Regions from separate parts of the Homo sapiens genome. Here region 1 is linked to region 2. A link is a loop called in an ENCODE intact Hi-C map of the cell type or tissue named here. Cell type or tissue: PC-9. All regions are shown on one strand. Links, peaks and the distances in the headings refer to the core of each region. The heading gives the core; the rest is flanking DNA. Region 1 overlaps LOC102724146 (a long non-coding RNA gene). Region 2 overlaps EPS8 (EGFR pathway substrate 8, signaling adaptor).

Region 1 (8,970 bases), core at 489-8,488, 190 kb after region 2:
AGGAGGAGGTTGCAGTGAGCTGAGATCATGTCACTGCACTACAGCCTGGGTGACACAGCCAGACTCTTGTCTCAAAAAAGAAAGAGTAAACAATGATGAGAGCTGTCTAGTTGATATATAACACAGAAAGAATGAGTTGAAAAGAGAAAAACACAGCTAATAAGCAGATTATCTTAAGGTCTGCAGTATCTCTGTAAGAAGGAATTCCATACTTAGATGAACTGGGCTCAAATCCCAGGTCATCTATGTGCCTTTTAGGGTTGGCCAAATTAAGTGAGAGAATTCCTTTAAATCCCATTAGCACAGTAGCTGATGATAGAGAGGGCTCAATAGTCATTATTCTTATTGCCAAGCCCATCTCCCAAATCTCTTCATATACTTTAAAGAGAACTATCTTTCTCTTTCCGTCCTACTTCCAATACTTTGTTTATACCTCTCCTATAGCACTTCTGTGAATTTTGGTTACTAATACATATGCGTGTCTTCTTCACTGGAGATTGTTTTCAGATGGCAGGGACCATGTCTTCTTCGCTCTGTATTTTTCTCACACTACTCTCTTCCCAATACCCAAAACCCAACACCAGGTTTACACACACTAGACTTTAAATAAATGCTTATTAAGTTAAAATGACAGATTCCTTCTCATCTTTCAAGGCTCAAGTCAAATGTCACCTCTCTGCTAATTCAGTCTAAAGAAGCCTCTCCACTCTCCCCTCTCCCCTCCCACAAAAGGAACTCTATCACATCATCTTGTTTTATGTTTTTCACAGTCGTTACTGCTTTTGGAAATTATCGAATTAACATATGTACTTGTTTATTGTTTGTTCCTTCTGACAGACTGTAAGTGTCCTGTTGGATGTGAGCCATTGCTCACCATGGAATCTTTAGCCCCAGGATAGTAAGTATCAATTTAAATACCCAGGGAGTATTTCTTAAATGAATCATATCTCCTAGGACCTAGGTATGACAAAGGCAGTAGAAGAGATGTGTTCCAGGGCCCTTTGTTTAAAGAACTCGTAAAGTTGGTGATGACTTTTGAAGCTCTAGAAGGTGATTGATATTCAGGAACAACTGTGAATGAGGTGTTAGTCTTGCCTCCTTTCCTTTACCTTTGCTGTCCCCAGCTACCCATGCCCACAGAGAGCATGGCCTGCCAACTTAAACCCAAATCAATTTCCAAACCAATCATGGCATGAGGAAGGAAAGCCTTAAGCAGCTGCTGGAGCTGTGACTGAAACCGAGTTAGTGAGGCCTCATCATATCTGGATGGTTAGACAAGGTTTGCCTACAGGGAGGGTCTGTCAAATCATATTCCCTAGGCAACAGTCCTCTCTTACTCTACGTAGTGAAAGACTCTGACTCACTAGAAGACGGCAAGGACATTGCACCATTTGAATGATGCAAACAAACATTTGAATTACATTTATGTAATGTAATACATGGGGATGGCCTTTTACTTGCCTCATTCTCAAATATGTCTCAGGGTCTGGGGAACAACATGATGCCTTGAACAGATCCAAAATATCTGATAGGGGTGGGGTGCGGTGGCTCACGCCTGTAATCCTAGTACTTTGGGAGGCTGAGGAGGGAGAATTGCTTCAGTCCAGGAGTTCAAGACCAGCCTGGGCAACATGGTGAAACCCTGTCTCTACAAAACTGCAAAAATTAGCTGGGCCTGGTGGTGCATGCCTACAACCCCAGCTATTCAGGAGGCTGAGATGGGAGGATCACTTGAGCCCGGGATGGGTAGGCTGCAGGGAACTGAGATCAGGCCACTGCACTCCAGCCTGGGTGACACAGTGAGACCCTATCTCAAAAAAAGAAAAAAATAATAACCTGGTGGAGCCCTTGGTAGAGATAGTATTGAAGCCTGATAATCATTATAGAACAAGGGTTTCTTGTTCTTCATCTGATTGACAGTTATGGCAGTCCCCCAGTGACATGGAGTGTGGCATATATTAGGCTTTATACAGGAAATAAATCCTTTTTGGCAGAAATCTATGACTTCAGTGTCAAAGCAATTACATAGGCTATGTCATAGTGTAAAAGTATCAACTCAATTTTTCATTAAAACTAATGTTCCTTGGACCAAAAATCTTGACTCTCTTTCAGCCAACATCAAACCCATCAGCATCTTTTGTCAGCTTTTCTCTCAAAACATACCTAGAATCTGACCACCTCTTAACACCTCCACTGCTACCACCCTGGTCTGGATTTCTATCCTCTCTCCTCAGGAATATTAATATCCTCCTAATCTGGGTTCCTATGTTAAAGTCAGATCACCTCACTCTTTTGTTCAAAATTCTCTAGTTGGCTTCTCATGTTGTTACCAGAAAGGGGTCCCAATCCAGACCCGCAGAGAGAGTTCTTGGATCTCTAGCAAGAAAGAATTCAGGGCGAGTCCATAAAGTGAAAGCAAATCTATTAAGAAAGTAAGGGAATAAAAAATGTCTACTCCATAGGAAGAACATCCCCGAGGGCTGCTGGTTGCCCATTTTTATGGTCATTTCTTGATTATATGCTAAACAAGGGGTGGATTATTCATGAGTTTTCTGCGAAAGGGGAGGGCAATTCCCAGATCCCACAACTGAGGGTTCCTCTCCTTTTTAGACCATATAGGGTAACTTCCTGATGTTGCCATGGCATTTGTAAACTGTCATGGTGCTGGTAGGAGAGGCTTTTAGTATGCTAATGCATTATAATTAGTGTATAATGAGAAATGATGGGGACCAGAGGTCACTTTGTCGCCATCTTGATTTTGGTGGGTTTTAGCTGGCTTCTTTTCTCCAAACTGTTTTTATCAGCAAGGTCCTTATGACCTGTATCTTGTGCTGACCTCTTATTGCATCCTGTGACTAAGAATGCCTTAACCTCCTGGGAATGCAGCCCAGTAGGTCTCAGCCCTATTTTACCTAGCCCCTATTCAAGATGGAGTAGCTCTGGTGAGAGTGCCTCTGACAATCTCACTTTAAGTAAAAGCCAAAGTCCTTACAACACCCACGAAGACCTATATGATCTAGTCCCCTTTGCCTTTCTCATTTCGTCTCCTACCAGTCTCCAGGTCGATTATGGCACTCAAACCTTGCTGGACTCTTTGCTCTTATCTTCCCCTGAAATGTTCTTCATGCAAATATCCACATGGCTTCCTTCTTTATTTCCTTCAGGACTTTGCTAAAATGTGACATTATCAACGGTACTTCCTATAGCCTGTTATTTTTCTCTGCAGCTTTCATCACCGTGTGCCACACCATATATATTATTTGATTATTTATTTACTGTCTGTCTGCCTTCTCTAAAATGTAAACTCCATGGAAGTGGAAATTTTTTTGTATGTTTTGTTCACTGCTTTATCTGCAGTCTCTAAAACATTACCTGAATACAGTAGCACTCAATAAATAATTTTTCAGTACAGTATAATTGCATATTTCTCTGATTCGTTCACTAGACTCCAAGTAAATACTGCGTCTTATTCCTCTGTGTCAGTGTTCCACAAATGTTCTTTTAATGAATTAATATGAAATGTTCTGAAAAGAAATCTGTAGTTTCATTTGTTACTTTGAAATTCATGTTATTCTCACACCAAGTAGCAATTAATGGCAGAGATGGTATTATTTTGATGTTTGTTAGTTTGCTTGAATAGATTAGGAAAATAATTAAAAAGAAAACCATTTGAATATTGACTTCCAATCTTATTTTCAAATTAAAATTGTGCTCTAAAACCTACAAAAAGACTGAAGCAGACATTGAATTGTCCAGATATCGAACCCATGTTTCTTAGCTTGATACAAACACTTAGGCTTCTTGTTCTTGTATTTAATTCTATTTTATCCATTTCTATATACAGAGGATAAAGAGAAACATTCATCCTCATAGAATGGCATAGCATACAGAAGTGATGAGGGCTGTGCTCTAAGAGGATTAAGCACACAAAGAAGATAATTAACTTGCTGAGGTCTCACAGAAATGTGTGGAATAGCAAGAATAGCATTCAGAGTTTCTGTTATCTTAAGGAAGATCAATCAGTCAAATAGCTGCATGTTCATGATACAGAGTTTATTTGTAGCCCTAGGTATTAACTAACATAAGTTAAGAAAAATGTTTAACCCTAAACAAACATACACAAAAAATGTGAATAAAATTGGTTTGTTTTAAAATATAGGTTGACATCTAGTTTAAAGACCAAACCAGTGAATTTTCTGTTACTACCTTTAAAATCACTCACAATTGTAACAGAACTCCAAATATTAAAGTTTCACAATGGAAAATGATGGGAATGCAGAGGTACTGATGTTTTTAGACACAAATCCTTATAATCAATTTTATAGCCACTTATCAGACACTTTTGCTGGGTTGGGAAATTATGAATGATTTCAACTTTTCTTCCTTGAGCTTTTAGAGTACTGCAAAAAATTTAAAAAGATAATGTATTTTGTAATCAGAAAAAAATTATGAAAAATTACTACATGCTTATATAGTCTTCTCTAATGTGTAGTAATCACTCTTGAATGTAATGTTCAGGCCTAAAATTTAGACATTAGAAATGCACCTCACGTGTTCAAAAGCAAAAGCCTTGGCTGATCCAGCAGAAAAACAGCTCTGAGTTTACCAAATTTACCAATTCCCTGAGTACTGTTTATTATAAATTGGAAATGTAATGCCAGGCAGATGTGTCATCACCCAACAAAAGTGAAACTTAAAGAAGAATCATGTTTGACAAGCAATCAGACTTTGGAAAGAAAGGAATAGAGAAAAAGAAAACTCTGGAGAGAATTTGAGATTTCTTTGATGCCTCTAATACCCTAAATAAAAACAGTGGTGCAAAATGGCCATTTAAGAAAAATATTGCTGGAAGAGCCATTATCCTCTAAACTCTTAGGAATATTCATTAATATTCCTGAATACATTATTGCAGGCAAGATTTTAGAATCATTTAGAATATGTGCCACCAGGACATTCCCCACAGGAATATCCCTCTCCTACCAGGCTCTGAGCTTGGGAAGCTTGGTTCAATTTGACTCCCTTCCCCCACTACGAATGCCAATTCTTAGGTCTCTGCCAATGTGGAGTTAGTTGGCATACATGGAAGGAGGATGGCAGTTTGCTTTTCCTTCAACAACACCAGTTAGACTGAATAATTCCTGTGGGATAGAATTGCTTGAGATGATACTACATGAGGTGTTTATAAGAAAATTGATTTTTAAATAATTAAAACTCATAATTTTCTTAATGTGTATTAAAATATGCTCTAAATATAAATATTTTAATTTGCTAGTTGAAAATTAAAAATATTTATGTAAATTATGCACAATCCCTGAAAGGGTGCTTCAGCAAGTTGTAAATGGAACAATACATGGGAAGAGATTGCCATCTGGTGGCTGAAGGAAAAGTGCATTTTTGTGTAGGACAGGTATAAAAAACTTGTTTAAGCAAATAAATGTTAGTATGTTAGTATTCCCTGCTAACTTTTTTTTTTTTTTTTGTATCTTAGAGGCAGGATTTCGTTCTGTCACCCATGCTGGAATACAGTGGAGCGAGCACATCTCACTGCAGCCTCGACTTCCCAGGCCAAGTTGTCTTTCTTTCCACCTCGGCCTCCCATCTCAGCCTCCCAACTAGCTAGGACTACAGGTGAGTGCCACAACGCCCGGCTATTTTTTTTTTAATTTCTATGGAGACTGGATCTCACTGTTGCCTGGGCTGATATCGAACTCCTGGCCTGAGGCCATCCTCCTGCCTAAGCCCACTATCCTATTTTATTAACCAAACACTTCTATCTTAATTCAAGTATCAAATAAGATATAGAGGTACATGTGGTGGTTTTTTAAATATGTAAATGATTTTTCTCAATGTTACATATTCTTTCTCTTTAGAAGTGTAATATATAACATTGTGGAAAATATACATTTTTATATATCATGTATTTCTAAACTACAGAAAAGTATAGAGAAGGAAACAAAATCTATAACTCCACCACCTAGAGACAATCAAAATGAACATTTTTTTTTTGAGATGGAGTCTCGCTGTGTCACCCAAGCTGGAGTGCAGTGGCACGATCTTGACTCACTGCAACCTCCGCCTCCCGGGTTCAAGTGATTCTCCTGCTTCAGCCTCCCAAGTAGCTTGGACTACAGGTGTGCACCACCACGCCCAGCTAATTTTTGTATTTTTAGTAGAGACAGGTTTTTACCGTGTTAGCCAGTTAGTCGATCTCTTGACCTTGGCCTCCCAAAGTGCTGGGATTACAGGCATGAGCCACCGTGCCCGGCCCCACAATGAACATTTTAATAAATTTCCTGCAACTTTTTTTCTATGTATTCACATTCTTTTCATATAATTGATATCATAAGAAGTATTTAGTTTTGAACAGTGCTTTAAAAACATTACCAGTACATTATGTTTTTTTTTTAAACTATGTTTCAAGTTTGCTGTCATTTGAGAGAGGTTCTTTTCCTGGGAGAGAATAAAATATGCATATGCATGAATAGGTGACAGTATCCTTTGTTCAGGAAATTGCAAGTAGCTCAATGCTGTTGGAAAATGAAGTTGGAAACTTCCAGTTCAGTGAGAGTGGCTGGGAGGAGAATTAACAGGCGTTGGAGAGGTATGTGGAACACTGACCAAGAAGAACCACGGGCTTGTCATTTATCTACATTGTATGTTTATATGGATAATTATTGAGGAATTCTGGGTAATGAACCAAGGTTACTGGATTTGCACACCACAAAAAAATAATAAAATGATTTGACACTAATGGGGAGGATAGACTAAAATAATAGCTGTCAAAGCTGGCTGCACTTTAGAACTGCCCAAGGAGCTTTAAAAGTGCTAATCCCTAGACCTCAGTCCAAACAAATTAAATCAGGGTCCTTGGAAATGAGATACTTTAAAAGTTTCTCAGATGATACTATTATGCTGCTAGGGTTGAGATTCACTAAAGGGAGATGAAACTAGAGACAGAAATACCATTTAGAAGGGTGTTGCTTTAGACTATGTGAAAAATGATGTGTGCTTAAATTGGGTTAGTGACTGAACGTGTACAAGTTAAGTGGCAGAACTGACACAAGTTGCTAATTAATTGAGCACAAGGTATGAAAAAATAAAAGATTCAAGGATTATTCTCTAATAGTGCCTTGGTAAATGGCGGCGTTGACAGGAAAGAGAGCTGATTAGCTAAGTGTTTGGGAGGCAAGGAACGTGTGTTCATTAAGAAGCTACCATTTTCCTTTAGATGCATCATCAATGGCACAAACACTTTTAGACATATTTTCTGTTGCCCTGTTTTAAATCCTTGTGCCAGATATTGTCTGTTAGCTCCACCCTACTCTCTTTGTGATGGTGTGGTGAGAACTCTACCAAACTTCATTTTTGCTTCCCCAGGCTGTTCTGTGGTAGGGTCTTCCAGCAGGGGGCTCGAGAGGAGGACTGCAAAGCTGGAGAGGAAGGAGGGACAGCTTTTTCCTGTTTGCTGCTTTATGGCTTCCCATCTGCTTGTGGTTCTATTAAAAACTATTCCTGCTGCAGTTTTTGTTGTTGTTGTTGTTGTTGTTTGTTTGTTGTGTTTTTTGGTCGTTTTTTTTTTTTTTAACTCCTGTAGCATTTTTTTCTGTAGCAGCAGCAGAATCCAGGTTGCACTTTTTCACCACTTGCAGAACCAGCCTCAGGACCACCACCAGCCACTTCAACCGCCACCACTGACACCAGTATCAACTAGCTGGTGTCTGCTCCTGGGAGGCTGGGGTTTCAGGACCACAGTGCCCTTTTCTGTTTCAAGTTTTTCTCCTTGCTCTCTTTGATCCCTCAGGCTTGAGTGTGATACTTGCTTCCTGAAGTTGCTTTTTCCATGATTTGTTAGAGTTCTCTTTTTACCATTTCATAGTTAACACCTTCATAGCTATATAACTATTGTTTATATTAAGCTGTTTCTATTCAAATAACTGGTATATTTTCTGTCTCCTGATTAGACCCTGGAGGGCCACTATGAATAAAACGTGCCCTCTCAGCACTAATTTGGCCTGGCAGCCTTTCTAAGGACCACCACTCCATGTTTCCAGACTAAATAAACATTGAACTATAGTGGCAATTTAAGCAGTTATTTTTATAGAAAAGTTAAGTAAGCATTCCCAGTGATTGCAAAATACAAGAACCCAGGAGTTGTGACGACTTTATCTCATTCTTTTTCTTATACCACACAAGAGAGAGAAGAAGCACGGAAAGTCCTCGGATTTAGGCTTTCATATAGTTGTCCCTTGTTTCTGAACTCTATCTGTTCAAATCCTGACCTTCCTCCTGCAGACCCTATGCAATCCTCCACCATCTAGGGTCCCCACGTATTTTCTTCAGTTTTCCTTGGTCTGCATATTGCCAGAGAAACACAGGAGTTTGGCAAGGGAATACTGTGGGTTCTGGTGTTGTAAGTGGGGTAAAGGTAGTGAGGGCTCTGATTCCAGATTGGTCTCTTAATCAGTGAAGGCTGCTGCCATTTTCTACCTGATTTATCTAAGGAAAAGGGCAACTCACCATCATGAGTCTTAATTTTCTTTCCAAGACAACACAATCTAGCATCATATGAGGGGGTTATAATTTTCCTATTAATGTGGCTTTGACCCCATTCCTTAGAAAATAATAATGCTGGAATTCCTGAAAACGAATCTTCTGGCTTTTTCCTGAACATGTCCATATGACTGGAACCATCAGTTTAGTTTGAAATTACTCTGTGTGAATCATTTGAGAAAATGTTGCCAGCCTCAAATGGATTAATTCTGATAATGTACTATTTCCTCTCAGAAAAGTGTGGGTGATCGTGGTGGAAGATGGAGTTAGCCTACCAAACTATATCTCCATCCACAAAACCATGACAACTGACTTTTGTCTAAAACGTTCAGGTAGAAGCAATACCTAAAGTATCCATGGTAGATCTCTGTGTTCTCTTCACTTGGCATATAACTTGGGATCTCCCACCCCATATGCTGC
Region 2 (8,970 bases), core at 663-8,662:
CACTACAAATTACTCATTTAATTCCATAAACATACATTGTAGCCTTTCTCTATGGCAGACATTGTGCAAGTGAGTAACTGACAAGCCCTGCTCTAAGGGCCTTAAAAGCTAATAAAATACATGAATCAGATAAATAACAAGAGAAGTACCAATCGTTATGAGAAGAGACTTACCTGGTTGGGAGATAAGGAAATGGATACTTAAAAGGTATTAGATGGAGAAAGTAGCTTATAAGATGGGATTTGAAAAAGTTTGGTCCAGGGTGATGTGGTGGGAAAAACATCATGGTTGGATAAAAACAGCATAAGCAAAAACAAGGAAAGGGGGAATTGCATGTATACGAAACAACAAACAAAAGGAGAGAAACATGAGAATGGAAGGGTAGATCAAGGTTAGATTGTGGATAACCTTGATTTCCAGGGCGAACAGTTGTACTTAAATCAATAGAACATGGAACTAGCGTGCTTTACAGCAGAAGAATGAAGTGACTGAGAGCTTTAAGAAGATTGTTCTCACAGCATGAAAAAGTAGAGGCTTAAAGACTGCTTCGAAAGCAGGGTTAAAAAAAATGATAGTAGCTTGAACTAGATATGAAAATGAAAAGGGAAAAAACTGGATACAGGAGATGTTGAGAAAATAAAATTGATGTTGGCTATAAGCAAGAGAATGAAGTCACAGAAGAATCTGTGGTTTTGAATCTGGGTGATCAAGAGGATAGTATACCTTTCATAGAGAATTTCAAAAGGAATAAGTGGTTTAAGATACCAGGAAGCAATAGTACTTAATTTCAGAATATGTGGAGAGGAAGCACATCCATGTATTCACATGCAGAAGATAAAGCCAAAGGTCATATGCTCATTATACAAATATGTGCTACAGAAAGATTTGGAAGTTATCTGTAATGAAAGGGATATTTATTTACTATTTTATATCTTTCAATCTCTACCATTTTGTCAGAGGAAGTATAAACATTACTTCCATAATTTTAATTTTATATAGCTGAGGCCATTTTAAATAGCTGAACTGCAGCATACTTCAAAATTGTCTGTATGTGACTTTGTATGTGACCTGAATGTACCGTTTAAAGTTTTGTGATAAAAAATTCAAATCTGTTGAAACTTTTAAATATTTTAGTAAGTCAACCCTTTTATTTAACAAATAATATGGTTCTAGTTTACAACAGAATAAATCCAACTACAAGAATAGAGCTATGTCTTTCTTTAACAGATACTTAATTTTACAATAACTAATGAAAACTACAGATAGATGGTCACTGCCTGAATCTCAGTCTCTGTGATTTAGGTAAAACATTCCAGGATCTTTCTTCACTATAGCTGACTTATAACCAAAATGGACTCTTCCCTGAGTTCATCTTACTCTTTGCCTAAATCTCAAGTGCTACCCCAAAACTAGAAGAGGAACCCTAGTCCACAGTCAATGAAGTTTTGCTAAGTAGTTCTTGAGGGTCAAAACTCTGCCTAGTACCAGAGTTCTTTTTTTTTTTTTTTGACATGGAGTTTCCAGGCTGGAGTGCAATGGTGTGATCTTAGCTCACTGCAACCTCCGCCTGCTAGGTTCAAGCAATTCTCCTGTCTCAGCCTCCCAAGTAGCTGGGATTACAGGCACATGCCACCATGCCCGGCTAATTTTTGTATTTTTAGTAGAGACGGGGTTTCATCACATTGGTCAGGCTAGTCTCGAACTCCTGACCTTAGATGATACACCCGCCTCGGCCTCCCAAAGTGCTGGGATTACAGGTGTGAGCCACTGCGCCCAGCCAGTACTGGAGATCTAACCAGGCATTAGAAGATTAAGAAAATCCAACTTACCTCCTGGTCCTTTCCTTTTACCTTTCTTGTTTTTCTTCCTTTTAGAAAGCTCAGAAAATGCTTCTGCTGCTTTTTGGAGTTTTGTGATAAAAAATTCAATGTCATCCAAAATGTGGTTTAAGATTTGCTGAAATTAGAAATTATAGAATAAAATATAAAACAAAACTATTTTTACCTTAGCTGTACTCTGTTAGTAAATAATAGAAAGGTTTTTTTAGAAAAGGAAGCAGCCCACATGCCAATTTCAAGTTTATTACTAATTACAAGAATCAAACTAAATATACCTATAGCCATATTCTGACATTTACATTTTTCTTTAGCTTACTTTTGCTCTATTTTCAATGTCATCAAGGAAGCATTCACAATATCTGCTCAGATTATTATTTTCAATTACTCTAATTTTCTCAGTGTTCTCCCACACAGTTAGGAGGAAAATTCTAAAATAGGTTTTGTTAGAAGAGCACTGACATTTTTGCTTTACTGATAAATGTCCCAATAAAGCACTGACAATATTACTTCATGGAATTAAAGGTATACAGATTGTTGTGATAACCTAATAGCTAGTCTAGGATACTAAGCATTAATAAGAGTTTCCACATGACAAAATAGAATAATGCACCATGCTTTCAGAGATCACTGGAATGAATTTGATTATCTTATATACTATAGTCTTAGTTGCCTTTCTCCAGTATGTGTGAAACTTGACATTCTTCTAATTTAAGACTACAAATTGGGGTTAAACTTTTAAGTATAACATGTAATAGTGTGCTGTAAAAATTGAATTAGAAATTTCAAATTCCTTTCAGTATTTGTTTCTCAATAAGCTGGTAACATGTATATGGTATAAAAAGTAATGTATTAACATCATATTCTAGATCTCATTTAAAGAATGAAAATGCTATAATAAAGCATTTACAGCATTCTCATTCTGTAAATCACTATAAAGAAAACAAATGTAGCATTATCTTTTATAAAAGCTTTACGATTTACAAATCTATCCTTTAAAAATGCCACTTAACTTTTATCTCTTAGGTATTCTAAAATACATTGTTAATAAATGCCAAGAAGACATATTAAAAAGATATTTCAATTATGAATTACAAACGATAATAAAATAAAAATTGTACCATTCCTGAAATCTAATAATTCAGCCTAAGTTCCAATGTAAACTAGTTAATAAGCTGATTCTTCTATCATAGCCCAAGTCTACTAACTAAATATTGGCATAAAGGCAAAAATGTTTAACGAGAAAATAATTCAAAGGGCAAATTCAAAGGGCATAGCCATCACAGGTAACAGAAAACATGGTTTCCATAAAATATCTCTATTTAAATCAGCTTCATTTTCTTATGAAGTTTTCTTTTTCCTCTTAAAAGAAAAGCCAGTGATCTAAAGGCGACTCCTGTACTTACCACATCTCTGTCAATGCGGGCTGCCATCATCTCAGGTGTTTCTTCCTGCTCATGATACTGCCTTGGTTTCTCAACTATAGAAAGGACAATCATAAGTCTTTCAATCTTTTACTCCCACAATACCAATACAGACAATTAAAACATAAAAATTAGTTAAAAAGGAGGACCATTTGCCAAAGGGAACACCTCCACTGGATACACAAGTCAAAACTGTGCTCATCAGCCATGAAATGCATCCTTGTCAATACTAACAGGAGCAGTTGAGCAGAGCTTAAGTATTAGTCCTCTCAACTTTATGATGTTAATTTACCTTGTAATATCACCCCATTCTCTCTCTTCCCTGAGTCAGCTACCTGTAGAACCAACCTTAACTTAGCACCCTTTAATTCCTACACAAGCCAGAAATATAAACCAGCAGTCAAGCTTTTACTTCTCAAAAGCTGGTCAACTAAGTTCTAATGCAACAGAGCTATAATTTTTATACATTCCAACACTGTGACTACAATAAAGCTTTCGGAGTTCTGACAGCAGAGTGCTTCTTAAAATTCTAGTGTAATTAAGCTTAAAACCCACAATGTTGGGCTCATTAATTTTAAGCTACATGCTTTAAAAGCAGACAGAAATTTTCACATTAAAAAATAAATGTCTTAAGACCATTCAGGGTATTAAGGTTGCTCAGTTGGCTACAGCATGATGTTAATCATGAAGTTATTATCATGAACTCCTTCCTGGTATGAGTCAGTTAATACTGCCTCTAAACACAGAGAGTTGTTACAGATATCTCATGGTAGAATAAATTTCAAAATATATGGATGGAACAACAGAAACGTAACACCACAAATGGAAATACAACTCATGATACATCATCGTGACTCATGATGTTCAATAGAGAGAACTGCAAAAAAAAATTGGACACTTTGTATTGCTATTCTTCCTTTACACTAACTTTACCTGTAACTGGAACACTTGCCAACAAAAAAAAAAAAAAAAAGAAAGAAGAAATCATCGTGTCTTATGAAACTTAATTAGCGGCTGTTAACTACTTTAAGATAATTAAAATTTCTATCTATGAAATCTTGCCAGTTAGCTACTATTTTACACATAGATAGCTGCTACCTTGGTTGTAGTGGACTACCACAGAAAGTACTAAGTTGAGGTTGAAATAGCTATTAGGAACTCTACAGAGGCCCCAAAAAATATCATTTGGAGGGCACAGTGAGGGGGAGATATGGTATTTCTTGGGCTCTGTCAGGTCTGAAACACGACTAGGAACCCTAGTGCCACTGGCGCTATTCCACAGAGATCACCTTTGGAAGTCAGGGGTAGATATGCCTCAGGGATTCAACGGAGAAGCAGTTCAGCCTGAGTCAGCTGGAGCATCCAGAGGAACCAAAAAGATATTCCTCCTGAGGGGCTTTCCAACTAAAAACTGGACTGGACCCAGGCCAAACCTGATATAATAAGTCTTCTGTTTAGGCTAGTGGTAAATTAGAAGTTCTGAAAGCCTTATCTCACTTAAACAGATGACATTGCAGAAAATATTTCAGATAAAATTTAATGAAAGCTCAGAAACCCCTAGGGATAAATTCTGTCTTTGTTATAAATTATATTAGGTTCAGCAGGGCATGGTGGCTCACGCCTGTAATTCCAGCACTTTCAGAGGCTGAGGCGGGAGGATCACGAGGTCAGGAGATCAAGACAATCCTGGCTAACACAGTGAAACTCCATCTCTACTAAAAATACAAAATTAGCCAGGTATGGTGGCACACGCCTGTAATCCCAGCTACTTGGGAGGCTGAGGCAGGAGAATCGCTTGAACCAGGAGACAAAGGTTGCAGTAAGCTGAGATCGCACCACTGCACTCCAGCCTGGGTGACAGAGCAACACTCCATCTCAAAAAAAAAAAAAAAAAAAAAAAAAATAATATATATATATATATATATATATATATACACACACACATATATATATGGTTCAACATATAATATACATAATATATATTATATATATTAGGTTCAACATATATTTTTACAGGTTTGTTCAGAATGTCTGTAAACTTGTCTTATCCTTCCTCTACTTCAGACCCTCTTCATCGAAACAGTAACAACAAAAACACCATAAGTACACAAAAAGTATAGAATACAATAAATTACTGTCTTTTAAACACATTTTAAATACAAAGCAGATCAATACAAATTTACATAACTTATGAAAACGGAAACTGTTATAAAATTAAACTACATATCTCTGTTAATTAATTTTTTTTTAAATAAATGCATCAAAGAATTCTTTTTTTCATATCTTTGGTAGCTCGGCTTACATTTCAACCTCTGAAAAAACCTTTAAGAATACAAGAAACCTAAACAAAATAGAAAACAATTCAGAAAGAAAATGAACTCAATTTGGCAAAATGAAAACCACAAATTATGCTTACTATTTTGTAGTAGGTACTACCATAAACATTATTTACTTTCAGATTCAGAGCAACCCATGAATTATTATCCCCATTTCAGAGATGAGACCGAAGTACAGAGAGATAACTTCCCAAGACCACACAGGTAGACATATCAGGTCTTGCTTCAGAGTCCAACTTTTACTCTGCACATCCAAAGTAGAGTCCGAGGTGACTCATTTTTGGAAATGAGTTATATCGTTTAACTATAGTGCCAGATACCCTGTGTGAATAATACTTTACTGGATAAAGAATAAGAAGTTAAGAAGTTCCACTGGAGTAGCGGCAAAAGAATGAGGCTCTAGAGTTCATCAGATTGGAGCCTGCTGAATCACAATTTATTCGTCCTTAAAATGAAGATACTAGACCAAACATATTTTAAGGCATTTTTTTAGTTATAAACATTTCAGATTCTAGTAAAATATTCTAACATATAAAAAGTAACACTAAGTTCTATGTTATAATTGTTTTTAAACAGAATGCCAAGGTGAAATGATGCCACGCTCATAGGGCCCACTTGACAAGAACAGTCATATGATGGATACCTTTTACCCTTCTCCACTGCCAGCAGCCAACCACTGTCCTGACAACCTTTCCATGAATATGACAAACTTGTCCAAAAAGGGACTCTAGTTAGATAATAAAAAATGGAAAGAATGTTAAGTGCAATCTTTAAGAAAAACCTGTATATATTTTGTTGCCATCTTTTTGTCAATCAAGTAAAACTTCCTCTTAGCATTAAAAAAATAAAAAGACTCTAACCCTAATACCATATTTATTAAATGGTGGGTCTAAACTCTTACAGATAATAATCTTAACAAAATTCAAGGCTTAACTTTATTTTATCTAAGATTTGATTTTTTTTTTTTTTGAAATGGAGTTTTGGTCTTGTTGTCCAGGCTGGGGTGCAATGGCGTGATCTCAGCTTACTGCAACCTCCGCCTCCCGGTTCAAGTGATTCTCCTGTCTCAACCATCCCAGTAGCTAGGATTATAGGCGCATGCCACCACACCCACCTAATTTTTGTATTTTTAATAGAGACGGGGTTTCATCATATTGGTCATGCTGGTCTCAAACTCCTGACCTCAGGTGATCCGCCCGCCTCGGCCTCCCAAAGCACTGGGATTACAGGCATGAGCCACTGCGCCCGGCCAGAGTTGATTTTTTAAAAACTAACCTCAAGCTTCAGTTCTGAAATCAGCATCAGAATTTGAAAGCAAGAACTATGTCCCAACCCAAAGTAAGTGTTCAATAAGTATTAATTCTAGGAAGACTCACAGTCCCCTTGGTCGGCTGCCCATGCAGACCAGGCTGCCACTCGACTTCTAACATCCACCTGGGTGACGGTCCCAGGGGGCGCAGGGGCAGGAGCTCTGGGTGGAGGCGGTATACTAGGGTCTGCATTGGAAATCATCCTTAAAAAGATGAAAACAAATAGAATTTTTACCATCTCTATTTCTATAACATATCAATTAACTCAACTTGTGGTACTAGTTATTAAAATTCAAAAAGAACTATGTCAAGGGACAATAAGGATTTCCTAAGCATTACACATTATGCATATTTATGAATGCATATGAAATAAAAAAATTAATAGTCAGCTGAAAACTAGGTTGATTTTCCTTCTGAGTCTTATGTGATTTGAAAGGGCCATGGAACAATTACAATCCTACTGTCTAGCTTGTATTTCCCTAGGATACCTTCTCTTAAAATGCCACTCATCTTTCATGACTCTGTGACTTCCAACACAAGTGAAGCCATATCAGAGAAAGACCAAAAATATGGAGAGAAGAGGAGTAAACACACTGACAAACTTGGGAGAACAAATGTGTTGAGACTACAGGTTATGATCTATACAATACAATAATATACTTCCATAGAAAATAATTTTTCTAACTCTTTGGGGAAAAAAGCCTTAGAAACAAATCAATTCCACTCCTTGATTTCTTTCAATGCTTTTACCTCAGGGCGTCGGGCCGCCTCTTCTGTTTCCCTCCTTTACTGTCACTGATTGCACTTTCAATATCTTCACTAATTAGGTTTGCCTGCAAAGAGACACAAGTTACCTGAAAGTTTATGGATTTTTCTGAGTCTTGATATGTAGTTTAAAACAGAAAAAGGGATTGTTCCTTGTCTGAATCAGTAAGTATCTTGATGTAAAAAGTCTTTTTATAAAAATCTTGCAAAACATGACTCTTGTGGTTTTTATAATGGTGAACTATATAATGATAAGATTTTAAAAACTGAAGAAATTTTTAATGATTATCTTAAAGGGAAACTATCCTTGAATAAAGGCAATGATAGAAAGGATATGTACACGCTAAAAATGAAACTGAGTAAAAATCTCTAATTGGGTAGAAATTAAGGGGTTAGAGGCTCCCACACATAGAACAGAGTTCCTTCCCTTTCTCATCCTCAAGATCCACTGGACACCCATTAACCCAGCAAAACAAATCTTTGAGTTTAAGGCAAATCTACTACACCCATAAGATAAACTCCAACGCTAGGTTTTACCCCTTTGGGTAACCACTTTATTTTGTCACTTCAGGTAAAAGTTAACTTTCTGCAAACAATTAACTTTTCCACTACTTTTCCAGAACATTCAGTTAGATTTTTCTTGGGGAGCAACGTGAGATTAGCAGATACGAAGTTTCTGTTTGGTTGCAAAGTTTGTTTAGAGCCAGTGATCATTACTCTATATTAGAATGTTGATGAGATGCACCATCTATGTTTGGGCCTCCCTGTTCTCTGTAATGTTTTCTCAAATATGTATGTTGTATTTCTTTTACAGTAAGCATCGATAATCATAAAACTTTAGAAATGATGGGATATTTAAAAGAGCATCTCATCAGTTCCTTCTAATTAATAAAACTGAGGAGTACTTGTATAAAAGGGCCTGGCCAAGGTCACATTGCTAGTTAAATGAGAGGCCAATGCATCCCAGTCCAGTGTGACTTCCTAAGAGCATTTAGTTTCAATAAGACATTACAAATATCGTGTCAAAGGCTTTCTGTTACATAGGATACTAAAACTGAAGATGAAAAGATATTTAATTAAAAATAATTATTTAAAAAAACCCAAAATGAAAACTGAAGATGCCTAGGAATCTTCAACTTCTTATACTGGGGCTATTATATTTCTAAGAAAAATTTTACTGCAAAGGTGGGCAGGAGCATTGCATGAAGTCCTATAATAAAGAAACTTTAAAAATCAAAAGCAATATTGCACAATGAGCCATATAAAAGAAACTGCGTTTTTCATTGCCTCTATATTTTTA

Evidence for each region. Hi-C counts contacts between places; a loop is a spot of excess contacts. Peaks named below come from ENCODE experiments on the same cell type or tissue, not always from the same donor. Only the 100,000 strongest peaks of a DNase experiment are listed, where the experiment ranks them.
Region 1: it touches region 2 in a loop (7-fold over the local background); 3 of 110 quality-filtered maps call a loop at or near these places.

Annotation. Positions count from the first base shown.
Region 1 is chr12:15,851,189-15,860,158 of GRCh38, forward strand. The region is part of intron 2 of LOC102724146 (a long non-coding RNA gene); the gene reads right to left. Among named protein-coding and RNA genes, the nearest start is that of STRAP, 27 kb to the right of the region's middle. In PC-9, for the core only: CTCF peaks have their summits at 5,378 (motif pointing left) and 5,587; DNase peaks (open chromatin) are centred at 923, 1,373 and 5,363; H3K4me3 peaks cover 880 bases; H3K27ac peaks cover 2,506 bases.
Region 2 is chr12:15,658,785-15,667,754 of GRCh38, forward strand. It overlaps EPS8 (EGFR pathway substrate 8, signaling adaptor), which reads right to left. Exons shown (of 21, transcript NM_004447.6): 7 at 7,656-7,738; 8 at 6,972-7,108; 9 at 3,242-3,315; 10 at 1,830-1,956. Among named protein-coding and RNA genes, the nearest start is that of EPS8, 130 kb to the right of the region's middle. In PC-9, for the core only: no CTCF peak of the experiment used is centred there; a DNase peak (open chromatin) is centred at 3,987; H3K4me3 peaks cover 874 bases; H3K27ac peaks cover 4,544 bases.